2 separate regions of the Homo sapiens genome follow, and region 1 is linked to region 2. A link is a contact called in ENCODE Hi-C or POLR2A ChIA-PET data. All regions are on one chromosome and are shown on one strand. Each heading gives the region's core, a stretch centred on a gene start or an enhancer-like site at or near the end of the contact. The rest is flanking DNA. Distances are from core to core; before and after follow the strand shown. Region 1 has its middle 32 kb from the start of LINC01247. Region 2 overlaps LOC105373401 (a long non-coding RNA gene).

Evidence for each region. A loop is a pair of places that touch in the nucleus more often than their neighbours do. ChIA-PET counts read pairs that join two places held with the same protein, here RNA polymerase II (POLR2A). Pooled maps may share reads with other maps.
Region 1: a loop to region 2 is called in a map of GM12878, with 2.6 times the contacts of the local background. The contact joins two enhancer-like sites. A Hi-C loop is called at or near these places in 2 of 168 maps with a recorded cell type or tissue (GM12878 and OCI-LY7), 26 of 37 single-sample maps with no recorded cell type and 8 of 50 pooled maps. POLR2A ChIA-PET finds 5 or more read pairs at or near these places in 3 of 52 experiments (GM12878, H1 and OCI-LY7).

Annotation. Positions count from the first base shown.
Region 1 is chr2:6,340,387-6,347,194 of GRCh38, reverse strand. No RefSeq gene overlaps it. Among named protein-coding and RNA genes, the nearest start is that of LINC01247, 32 kb to the left of the region's middle. RefSeq lists enhancers at 946-995, 1,476-1,525. Within about 2 kb of position 1,519, at least 2 of the 41 ENCODE cell types and tissues checked have a DNase peak (open chromatin) inside an H3K27ac peak, as active enhancers do; they include GM12878 and OCI-LY7, where a contact is called at or near this core.
Region 2 is chr2:6,305,541-6,311,620 of GRCh38, reverse strand. All of the region lies in intron 1 of LOC105373401 (a long non-coding RNA gene), which reads left to right. Among named protein-coding and RNA genes, the nearest start is that of LINC01247, 67 kb to the left of the region's middle. Within about 2 kb of position 2,041, at least 2 of the 41 ENCODE cell types and tissues checked have a DNase peak (open chromatin) inside an H3K27ac peak, as active enhancers do; they include GM12878 and OCI-LY7, where a contact is called at or near this core.

The sequences.
Region 1 (6,808 bases), core at 270-2,769, 36 kb before region 2:
CTGAATCCTGGGCCTCTACTCACTTCTTCACAGTCATCACTCTGCCTGATGAGGTATTCTTGGAGTTGTGTATGTTTGCCTTTCACCTGCTGTTTCATAAATGTCATGCCACCAGGAAAATGGCTAGTTGAATCAGATATACTTGAGAATACTTGCAGAGGTCTATACATGTGTTCTGTTGGAAAAACTGGACTAGTGGGGTAAGAATGGGGGTTCCTCCTTCCACCTCCAGGTAATTCAGAGGGTTCTCTGCCAATAACTTTTTCCTAACTGAATCTATTGTAACTCAGAATATTTTTTTTTTCTAAGAGTAAAGTTTTGGGCCAAGTCCTACTTTTTGGTGGGAATATCTGTGGACAAGTGGAATCTTGAGTCTTCTCTTAAAACTAATTACTTGGCTATTGTCCTTTCTACACAAATGCAGGGAGAGCCCTGTGCTACTGTTACAATGATGTCTCCTTATTGGGCTGAAAGCACTGTATGAACCATCTTGTCAAAAGTGCTAATGAGTGTATATTTATATTTTCAGGAGAGTATCAAGGGTTCTTTCTTCCCTTGATCTTTTGCACAGAATTAAATAAAACACACCTGGGAAACATACTTATAGAACAAGGTTGAATTTTCTCTATTTAAAAATTGATTTGAGAAAGAAAAGCATTTAAGAAGGAAAGAAAAATAAAATCAAGGAGTTGATTTGAATTAGAATAAAGAATATTGTCCTGAACGTCAGATCACATGTGCTTGATGATCAGCTCACCTCTGCCCTTTTAAAGGCTTTGTTTCTAGGATATCAAGATGCATCAGACGCCATGTCAAAGGCTCCCAGAATTTGAGACTTACATCTCAAAGGCTGTCACATCCCCTGTCCTGCAGATTTCTTATAGAGAACAATACCTGCCTTATAAGACTGGTTCTGGTAAGTCCTTTAATTTTTGGTGTCCAATCAGTTACTAGTAGATGCCAAACCTTGAGTTCATGTTTTAGTTACAGACTTCAGCTCATACTTTCTCAATTATAACACTAAGAATCGTCCTTTGGATAATAACGCTTATATCAAACCTAGAGACTACGTAAGCACAACTTTTCTCTTTTACTGTTCTATTCACAGTTAAAATATCTTTGTGTGTGTGTGTGTGTGTGTGAGAGAGAGAGAGAGAGAGAGGTGGGATAGAGAGAGAGGGACAGAATGAGAACAAATCTGGATTTGTCAAGGAAAAAAATGTTCCATGGCAAAGGAACCATGAGTTGACCAATGGGTACCGATATCTACTGTACACAAAGGATCGAAGCCAGTCCTGAGGGCTAGACGGGAGAAAACATCATAGTGACCCTAACCTGTATTTAAATGTATCCCGTAGAAGTTAGCTAGACTGCAGCCAGAGCAATACAGTGAGTAATCACCAAGTCATGTTTCTGAACTCACATGACTCCTCTGAAACATGTGGTGAAGATATTTGAGGCATTATCAAACACCTGCAGATTTTCAGTTCCTCATTTCTTGCTCATGTGATTTATTAACAGTTCTGCTAATGCAGATAGAATGCAGCCTCAAATTACAGCAGAGGAGAGGGTTGAATGCTGTGCAGCCTATGCTATTCAGAGTGCAGAATATCTGCAACCTAGTTGATCATTTTTGAATCATCAGCTCCATCTTTTTGTTAAATTAACAATTTAACAGCTGCTTTCATCAAAGTTCTTTTGTGTCTACCAACACGATACTGTAATTTTTTTTCCTAAATGCAATTTCCAAGATCATTTCTGTCTTTTCAGTCCCAGATTACTGATTTGCATGTTTGATCAATTTGTATACAAATGTTCAAGAATTTATAAACCATCTAGGGAGCATGAAACACCCTCTAGAGCTCTAGAGAATAATTTGATCCATCTCATCATTCACTTACTTAAATTTCTTTTTCATTAAGAACAGGTGATGAATGAAGGCAGTAAAATATGACTGAGCTTAGGTATACTGTTTCCTAAATAGGAAATATTGTAAACCAAAAGATTTTCACAAAATTCTAGTAAGTGGGAATATTGAAAATTGAGTCAGATTTGTCATAGAAAACATATTTTTTTCTTTTTACCTTTTGTGTTAGTCGGCTTGGGTCACCATACCAAAATACTATACAATGGGTGGCTTAAACAACAGAAATTTATTTCTCACACTTCCAGAGGCTGGGAAATTCAAGATCGAGTTGCTAGCCAATTTGTTCTCTGTCAGGGCCTCCTTCTTGTTTTGTAGATGGGCACCTTTTTGTGACATCCTTGGTGCATGCAGGCACACACACACACACACACACACACACAGAGAAAATGTTCAGGTGTTTCTTCCATTGGACCAGAGCCCAGGACCTCATCTAAACCTACTTATTTCCCCAAGGTCCCATCTGCAAACACTGTCGCATCAGGGGTTAGGACTTCAAAGGATACAATTTGTTTGCAACATCTTTTATAACAACTCAGTCTGCAACACTTCTCATATCTCCAACAATATTTAGGCTTTAATTTATTTTAAAATCATATTTCTAAGCTATATGCATAATAGTACAGCCTGAATGTCTTGAGCTCAAAAGAAGACCTTTAGAAAACAATGCACCTAGATTTTCAAGGAAAATCTATGCTACGTTTGTGGCAGAAGCCACTTGAATTGGCTGATACAAGTTTCTTTCTTGGCTACTGGATCTCATTAGAACCAGCTTCTCCAGATTGGAATGACCTCCTTAAGGGCCCTGAGTATCATCTTCTGTGTCTAGTTAAATTGAGGAGGAGGCACAACCTACTACGTAGCCTTTGCAATCAGGAACAATCAGTCCCCCTTGAGCATTCCTCAGAACAGGAACTGTTCAAATCTGCCCTTTCTCTGAGCTTGTGGGTCCAGACAGTGCAGGAATAGCTGGACAGGTTGGAAGAAGAGAAGGCCAGGAAAATTTCCAGAAAAGTCCCTGAGGCATTCATTGGAGCCGAGAGTCAAGCTCAAGCAGCAAGGTACAAAATACTAACATCAAGTCCAAAGGGTAAAAGACTGAGTTAGGATGGGCTAATGGAATAAGAAGTTTTGGGTAAGTGGAAACAAAGTTGAAATAACAATAGCCCCAAAGCAAATCAGAAGGTTCACGTTTATTACCCCAAACAGTGCTGGGCCAACTGTAGCTTGCCTTATCAGCTACTCCACGTTGGATGAAGATAGCTTTGATCTTCTGGCTTAAAGGATCAGAGGCAGTGTGAGTAGAAACTCAACCGTTTCCCAAAGGGTGGAAAAGCAAATGATATGGCTGGCAAAACACGACTCTCAATGCTTTGGCTTAGATGTGATACATGCCACATTCATTTACATGCCATTGGCCAAAGCAAGTCACACAAACAAGCTTGATGTCATCTGGGTGAGGATACATACTTCTCCAATGGGAGACACTACAAATCCCGTGCATGGTGCAACTGTATATAATTCTTTTACAAGAAAGCAGAGTGAATATGAAGAAGCAATAGTTCAATCTACTACATCTTTTGAAAATAACTTTCCCTTTAGAAAGACCGTCATTTCTCTTGCATGCTTGCTGTTTCCTTCCATTTGTTTTTCAAAACACTAATCTTGGTTAGATTCACATATAGTCTTCATGCCTTTATCTGTGAAGGTGAACACCAGTATAGAATGTTTAGAAAAAGACAAAAGAGTATAATATCATCTTCATACATTCATAATTAAGAATTTCAATTCTCACTCAAAAATTCTAAGAAATCCTACCGGTTTTCCTCTACTAAGCTCATTATCCCACTCTCTGCACTAACTATTTTAGACCTTTGTTTTTCTATTCAAGCTCATCACCCATAATTCCCCTCTGCACCACTCCCCTCACATGCTGCCCACAGATGGCATTGCCTCTCATTTCGTTAGAAAAACAAAAGCCATCAGGTGCCCCCTCACCTCCCCAGCACCGACTCTGTGCACCTGTCTGAGCCTGGACTCATCTTCTTCTTTTCTGTTCTCTTTCTGTAAGAGTTGCTAAATCGTGATGACTGAAGGATGTATAATTGGTACTAAGTTTCAGAAATAAGCCTCCTTAGAGGCTCTGGTAGTTAAAAGAGGATTCCGGTGATTCCCAAAGTTTGCAATAGTCCATTTCTCTAATCTGTCCATGTTTTAGGCGTCCAAAATCAGCAGTTTGCAAAATGCCAACTGTTGACTACGTCAGAATCATGGGATTTCTACCCATGATTCCTACCCCTGTATTTCCAGGATGGGACCTGGAAATACGTATTTTACTGTCTGTCCAAGTGATTCTAATGCATTGCTCAGTATAAAGGTACCTATTACAGAACCTAAGGTGCCTTTAAAGTTTTAGATCTGTGGTTCTATAACTTTGCCTCATAATAAAATTACCTGGGGAGCTTTTAGGGCGCCTGAGGCCCAAGTTACACTCTGGACCAATTAAATTTTAATCTCAGCGGTTAGGGCTAAGAAGTTGCCATTTTTAGACCTTCACAGGTGTTTATGATGTGCAGCAAGCCTAAGAACAACTTCTCACTTTCAGCGAAGTGTGCAAGGCTAAGGGTGCCTTCTGGCTGCACTCAGAGGGGCTTGGATGGGGAGTGCAATATCACAGCTCCACATTGAGGAAGCATCCCCAGGGATGGTTTTGCAACAGAAAATATTGTTCATGCCACTCAAACTGGGAAAAGACCACCTTGTACCAAATGGAAATAATTAATCTATGAAGAAAAATACTGCTGAGGCAGCATAAAATGCTGTAAAGTGTGCCAGACTCAAGGTCAAAAGAGCTGTGTCTGTTGTTTGTTACCTGGGACAATCTTGGGCAAGGAATTTGATTATTCTGAACTGGAGTTTTCTTACCAGTAAGGCGGATGCTACAGTACCAGCCTTGTTGTATGGTTGCTATTTTATTTCATTAAGAGAGCTGACAACTGACATATTCAAATGGTCAGAGTGCTTTTCATTGGAATTTGGGGAGCAATTTGGAATTCCTTATTTGAATCTGGAGTTAAATCTTTATTAATACATGTAGTTTTCTTATTTGTTTTTATATTATTAAACTCTTTTCTAACCTTTTAGAGAGCCAGTCTAGCTCTTTTGTCTTAGAATAATTTTACATCCCATTTTCTTAATTGGCCTAGAGATTCTGTAGTATTGGTGCTTGTTTTCTCTATTGCTGCTGAATACCAGGAAAGAGCCAAAGAGTACCTTTGTTGCCCAGATATCTGATAAAGTCCAGATGCATCTGGAAACCATTTGGAATTCACGGGCAAATGAAGTAGGTCATAAAATATGAAGAACTCAAGAGAAAAAATAAACTACCAAGGTTGAATTATAAGGTAAGGTCTTAGCTCTTATCTTTCTTAATAATGCCTCCTCTGCTTGCCATGGCAACCACATGTGCTGGCAGTTGTTATGGCAAAGGGAGAGGACTGCAAATAGAAGAGAACTGTAGGATTCTGCAATGGAAGAAGGTATTTCTGAGACTAGTAAAAACACAGACCAACATGTATTGTTATGATCTAAGCCTCATGTGTATGAATAAGGGGGTATCACAATGAACTAAGATTTCGTGAGGCACGTTCATCTTCATTTTTTTTTATTTGTTGCAAAATGAGGTCTCATTGGTGAGTCCTCATACTGATGCCTATAAAGCACTTGTCACGGTACTTAGTTCATAGAAGGTACTCTCTATCTGTTAGCTGAATATAAATAACCTGGATGAACAGTATGTGTGTATAAGGCTGTTGGCATATGGATTTTCTGTAGAAAAATTTTACTTAAAAAGTAAGCAAGAATCGAAAGTTTGATTAATAGACAATTGGAACAACTAAAATGAAACCCTTTTTCAAGGACACCTACCAAGTGAACTGATGCATTTTGAAGGGCATCTGATGAGTGGCCATGCCATGGCAGCACATTTTCTGTTTGCCTGTGCTGTATGGATTCATATATGATTACAAAACCCAGAGTGACCCATTAGTACAAAGTAGGCATAAATTTATGTATTTATTTTTTCAAATTAGCGAAGTGTTGAAATTTCAGGATCCAAAGAAACCAAGAGACCTGTTAAAGGGGTTATTTCTTTGACCGTTTATCTTTTGCTTGAAACAATGTAGAGGTGCATTGACCTTTTCTCACCTCCATGTCAGCTTTCACATTTGTGTGTTTCCAGTCTTCTTTGAGCTAGTGAAGTGAATTCTCACAAAACCTAAATATTCTAGATTCTCTGCTTCCTTAATCAGTGGGTAGAATAGTGGGCCTGGGATTTTCCCCAGCATGGCGTGGTTTTCGTGAAGGGGATGGAGGAAATTTTGAACTCATTTGCAATTTCTCTGAGGACAGAAATGATAGAGACCATAATAAGGACAAATTAGACTGTAGTGAAGCTCAATATGGTGACCTTATTTTGTGTGTGTTCAGTGGGTGGATTCTACTTTTTCTTTATAAATGTCATTAAATAGCAAGCTGATGTCACAATGGGCAGAGGTCTCTCACAGAAACTTACCAAGCATTGCACATTCTACTTGTTGCAATCTGTGAAAAAAACCTTGTAATAAATACACATCTAGAACCTGATGTGATTCTCTTTTGTACAGTAGGAAAAACATAATTTGTTATTTCATTGAAAGATAGAACATACCATGAATGTGTATGGTGAAGTCAGGAGGCTTTAGACGCAGCAGGAGAGTGTGATAGTGGTCTTCTCTACTGGTTTAGAGAAAACATCAGGTTCCACTTTAGCTTGGTGTTCTCCAGGTCCTATCATGTAGGCCAGGGGTGTCCAATCTTTTGGCTTCCCTGGGCCACGCTGGAAGA
Region 2 (6,080 bases), core at 792-3,291:
CACATCATAAATCCTCAGCAGGTCGTTCATCAGAGCTGGGGCTCCTGTCCACAAGGAATGCCCATAGGAGCCATCCAAGGAGCTGCATAATCGCGGGCTCATTAGTGCAGGTGGTCTCCCCCATCAGAAGGGAGGTGCCCATTAGCCTGTGAGAGGGCCGCTAGTGTTGAACCATTTCATAGCACAGCTGCTCAGGAATGAACTCGTGGCTTAATTTCAGAGTTTTCCTCATCTCTTCCATTTACACAGACCCCTGCTGCCCAGCTGGGAGTGTGTCACCCGCAAGACAATACAAAACTCAACGTTCTCTGCGTTCTGGCTCTAAGTCATATTTTTATAAGATATATGCTGTGTGCCCTATCTTCGTTTCTGTTTATTTCCTTATTTCCAAGGAATAATCAGTTTGAGATTCGTCAACACAATAAAACTCAAAGAGACGGCCAGAGAGAGATTCAATGCAGGAGAAATATAGAAAAGACCGATTATCATGAAAACTCTCAATTTGCATCTTGCTCTCCTTGTAAGTCATAATACCAGGAAGCCAATGCAATCCCCTGAAGGAAGCTTTTCATATCTAATGACAAGGCTATATGCCTCCAGGGTGGTTAGATTATATATATTTCATCAGTCATCTGAAACGGTCCCTCTCCTTTCTGTGCTTGGCACTCATGAGGAGATGGGACCCGTTTCCCAGGGAGGAGACCTAGTCTCACAATCTGCCCAGCAGAAAGCTACATAATATGCTTCCTGATTTCTTCTGGCAAGAGGCTCACCTAGCCATGTCTCCAGGCTGCTAGCTGGGGATGGGGAGCGCCCTGCTGGGTGTACACAGAGGCTCCTGCAGCCGGGACTGCTCCTCCCAGGGATGCAAGCCCTGTGCACTTAGGCACGTGTGGGCCAAGCCTTCCTGAGTGTGCTCTTTAATCATCTCGGTATTAAAAATGCATTCTGAAGAGCATTTCCAAAGGGAGTGTGCTGGATACACGGCTCTCCCTGCTTTGAAGAGCATGCTATCATTACTGCACCCAGTCTCCCCTAACAGCCGAGCAGACAGGAGGGGGGATAGCCGCGGTTCTAGACTTGGGCAGACTACCAACAGCTGCAAAGTTAATTATGGCTCTCTCCCTCGTTCTCCTTCTCTTCAAAATCTCAGCTTTAGAAATAAAAGATAAGAAATTCTTTAGAGTAATTAGAGACTGCTGAGCGCTTGTGGTAATAATGAAGGAAAACATTCTGACTGATTTACAGCAGGAAGAGGCAGTGAGAGTAGCGATGCAGGTTGAAAAAAAAATAATTAAAATCAGCTTTGCCACTATCTTGATGGAGCTGTCAGTCAGCCTCAGAGAGAAAAGAATTGCTAATGAAATATTAATATGCTGCTTTAGATTTTATATAACTGCCTTTTGTTCCCAGGTACTGTTCCAGTTTGTCAGTCAAAGGGGTCAGGTGTGAAAGGACACAGAACCAATGTGGTCGAGGGGGAAATGAGAGCTCTGTGGCCCCAAAGATGCTGGGCTGCAGAAAGGACTCACTGGAGCATTGCAGCAGACAGTCCCACGGGCCTCCCCTGACAGCCACAGCCTCAGCTGCCCCAGCTGGAGAAATCCTAGTGGGGCAAAGCTTTTTTTCTTTTCTTTCTTTTTTTTCCTCCCCCAGGCTGACAGACACTAAATGTCAGCAATCATCAAGATACAATCAGAGCTGGTTTTATAATATCTATAAGTGGTTTTGAAGTCTGCAGATGCCAGACGGTTTGAAAATCTCAGAGAAATTGCATCTCATAGGTAGTCTACAGACGAGACATAGGCCCCACGTATTTTTTGTTTTATCAAACCAATCACTCAGAGCCACAATGCGAAATGGATGACACGGTTTGGAAGCTGTGTGTGTGTGCTAGCGCGTGCACATGTGTGTGCCCATGTGTGTGCATGCACATATGAGAATTTGCTTTGTGTACAGGCACACCTGTATGCATGTGGCTGTGTGAGTTGCATGTCTTTGTGAGCATTTTGCATATGCATGTCTGAAACCACCCAAATGCTAAAAGTTTCTTAGGTAGCCCACAATACACCCTATATGGACTGGTTTGGGGACACACTTTGTTTCTTAGAACTCCTGACTTGCACATTCTGGCAATCCAAGTAAACACAGAAGAGATAAAGCAAAGGCACAAGGAAACTGGTCAGGAGGCACCACAAGGAGCCACAAACAGAGGATGCAACCAAGGCCCGGGTGACAACACTGTATGAATGTCTTTTTGCTTAGACTCCGTGAAAGTCTAGAGTCTGAGGAGGAGTGGCCAGGGAACAAAGACCCAGGTGATGAAATCCAGGGTCAGGAACCAGGCAGGTGAGATGGGTCAAGGTGGCAGAGGAGAGACATCTGAAGAAAGAGCCCAGTGATCTGGGTTAAGTCCTGACACTGACAAGAGCTCACTGAGTGACTCTGGGCTGGTAATACAAACCCTTTGGCCTTATTTCCTGTAACTGAGATGTGAGAAGGAGCAGGGGTCCCCAAGGTCCCCTTTGGGTCTATGATCCGGTTAGAAGGCATTTAAAAAGGGACACTGAATAAGAGCCATGGCCATTCTTGCCTAGGACATGGTTTCTGGCTTTCATAAGATAACTCACCTGTTTCCATGATTCAAACTTTAAAAATTATAGCTGAGGTGAGAACATTTTTTAACTTAGAAACATGAAAAAAGTGAAATAGTGTGGTATAATAGCTACTTCATTTATCAGGAATTTACTGTGTATGAGGAACTTGCACCATTTTGAAGTATCTTAAATGTTCAATAAAATAAATGTGAGCATCCCCTAGTGACGTATGAAAAAAGGGAGACCTGTATTTCCACGCTAGTTAAGGGCAGAGAGTTAGCCCTCACCCAGGTCTGTGTCTCTGAATTCTATGCTGTCTCTGTTCCAAGTTAAGACCGATAGCGATAGGTCAGTTCATGTGGTAAGTGGCCAAAAGCGATAATACATGCTTGTTTAAATTAATCATTATTATTTAATCCTGAGAACAATCTTATGAAGGTCAGGGAGGTTTGGAAGGTCCCCAGGTAGCCCACATCTGTGCCCCTCTCACCTCATTCCTCAGTTCCCCTAAGGTAGGACCTTCCCTTCTCCGGTTCCATTTAGATAAGAACAGAAACCAGGAGACCTCATGCTGAATGGACAGATTTCAGCTTCAATTTTAGAGCTGAGAGGCCACATGACTTTGAAGAAATCGTATGTTCTCCCTGCCCCTTGGTTTCTGTCTTTAAAACAGGATACTATTGCATAACTTGGCAGAAATATTCTGAGGTTTAAGTAAAAAAATAGGCACATAGCATAGTTCATCGCTAATCATGGTAAAATAACAATAAGTCACATTTATTGATTGAACAGGTGAAATGCACCAGCCATTGTGTTATGCATTTGGGAATGATGAGGAATAAAACACAATTATTTTTCTCTCAAAAGCAATTCTCAGGATTTACAACGTTTGTGAGTGGCGTAAGCACTCAGCTCCAACTGTGCCCTTTTGCTCTGTTGCCCAAGCTGGTCTTGAACTCCTGGTCTTAAACAATCCTCCTTCCTTGTCCTCCCAAAGCATGGGATCACAGGCAGGCAGCATCACGAAGGGCCTCCAGCCATTCTTGATTATTCAACTCAAGTAGTTAGAGAAAAAGAAAAAATGTACATTCCAAACTGTACATTTATTCATTCTTTTTCTACATACTCTTTTGTCAATCTGTACATGAAATGCCAGTAAAGCTCAATTTGTTTTCTAATTTGCTAAATGAAAATAAACATGCATAGATATTCTTTTCTTCTCGCTTGAAGACCTTGCACATTCTATTTTGAAATTTACTCCCTTTGCTAGTAAAAGGAGCAAATCTACCTGACTGTACAGCACGTGTTTCTCAACAAGGCTTTTGTTGTTTTCTACTCATTGTCTTCTTTTAATATGGTATAAGAGGTGGTTTCTTTGTGTTAAGTGGCTATTAAAAAAAATAACTATATGGCCGGCCATGGTGGCTCATGCCTGTAATCCAGCACTTTGGGAGGCCGAGGCGGGTGGATTATGAGGTCAGGAATTCAAGACCAGCCTGGCCAACATGGTGAAACCCCATCTCTACTAAAAATACAAAAATGTCCGGGCAAGGTGGCTCACGCCTGTAATCCCAGCACTTTGGGAGACCAAGGTGGGCAGATCACTTGAGGTCAGAAGTTCAAGACCAGCCCGGCCAATATGGTGACACCCCATCTCTACTAAAAATACAAAAACATTAGCCGGGCATTGTGGCAAGTGCCTGTAATCCCAGCTACTCAGGAGGCTGAGGCAGGAGAATGGCTTGAACCTGGGAGGCGGAGGTTGCAGTGAGCCGAGATCCGGCCACTGCACTTCAGCCTAGGCGACAGAGAAAGATTCCATCTCAAAATAAATAAATAAATAAATAAATAAATAAATAAATAATAAAAATACAAAAATTAGCCAGGCGCTGTGGTGGGTGCCTGTAATCCCAGCTACTCGGGAGGCTGAGGCAGAAGAATTGTTTGAACCTTGGAGGCGGAGGTTGAAGTGAGCCAAAATTGGCCACTGCACTCTAGCCTGGACGACAGAGCAAGACTCTATCTCAAATAAAAAAAAAACAAAACAACAAAAAACAAAAAAACACCAAAAAACTATGCATCAACTATGCTACTGGGGAGAAAAAGAAAATGAGGGAAAAGGGAAAGAAGAGATTTTAAAAAGTAGTAACTCGCAACTCCACCTCAAAAATGAACTATTTAAGTTGATCCCATGTCTTTGCTATTGTGAACAGTGTTGCAATAAACATATGCATGCAGGTGTCTTTGTGTTCGAACGATTTATATTCCTTTGGATATATACCCAGTAATGGGTTTGCCAGGTCGAACGGTAATTCTGTTATTAGCTCTTTGAGGGATCGCCACACTGCTATCCACCATGGGTGAACTCATTTATACTCCCACCAATGGTCTATAAGTGTTTCTTTTTTTCCACAACCTCTTCAGCATCTGTTATTTTTTTGACTTTTTAATAGTAGCCATTCTGACTGGTGTGAGACGGTATCTCATTGTGGCTTGGATTTGCATTTCTCCAATAATCAGGGATGTAGAGCTTTTTTCCATTGCTTGCTGGCCCCATGTATGTCTTCTCTTGAAAAGTGTCTGTTTATGTCCTTTGCCCACTTTGTAATGGGGTTGAGTTTTTTGGTAATTTTGTTTAAACTCCTTACCTAAATGCTTATCAATTTTAGACTGGATAAGAAAACGTGCTACATATGCATCATGGAATATTATGCAGCCATAAAAAAAGAACAAGATCATGTTCTTTGCAGGAATATGGATTGAACTGGAGGCCATTATCTTTAGCAAACTAATACAGGAACAGAAAACCAAATATTGTATATTCTTACTTATAATCAGGGGCTAAATGATGAGAACACATAGACACAGAGAGAAACAACAGACACTGGGGCCAACCTGAGGGTGAGAGGGGAGAGAGGATCAGAAAAATAACTAATGGGTACTAGGCTTAATACTTAGGTGACAAAATAATTTGTACAACAAACTCCTGTGACACAAGCTTACCTATGTAGCAAACCTGCACATGTTCCCCTGAACTTAAAAGTTGAAAAAAATAATTATTGCTAATCTAACACTCATTGAGTATTTTAAGCCAATCATAGAATGAATGCTTAGGGCAAATACTTATTACATGTTCACACCATTCTGGGAACTGTGCTAAGTTCTTTCCATATGGTTATTCATTTGATCCTCACAACTATATGATATTGAAACAATTACCCTGTGAGGTGGGTATAATAAGACTCATTTTACAGATGAGAACACTGAGACAGAGAAACATTAAGTACATGCCTGCTAAGCAAGTAAGTAGAAGGAATAGTTCTGGATAAATAGTATTGCACGTGGCAAAGAAATGGATCAATGGCAGATGGACTCCCCCTAAATACTTCAAAAAGCCAAAGATGAACACTTTGTAAATAAATCCTGTAAGTACTCCAGGTTGTAACTGGCCTCAGAACTGGTGTGCCTGGATTTTGATGATGA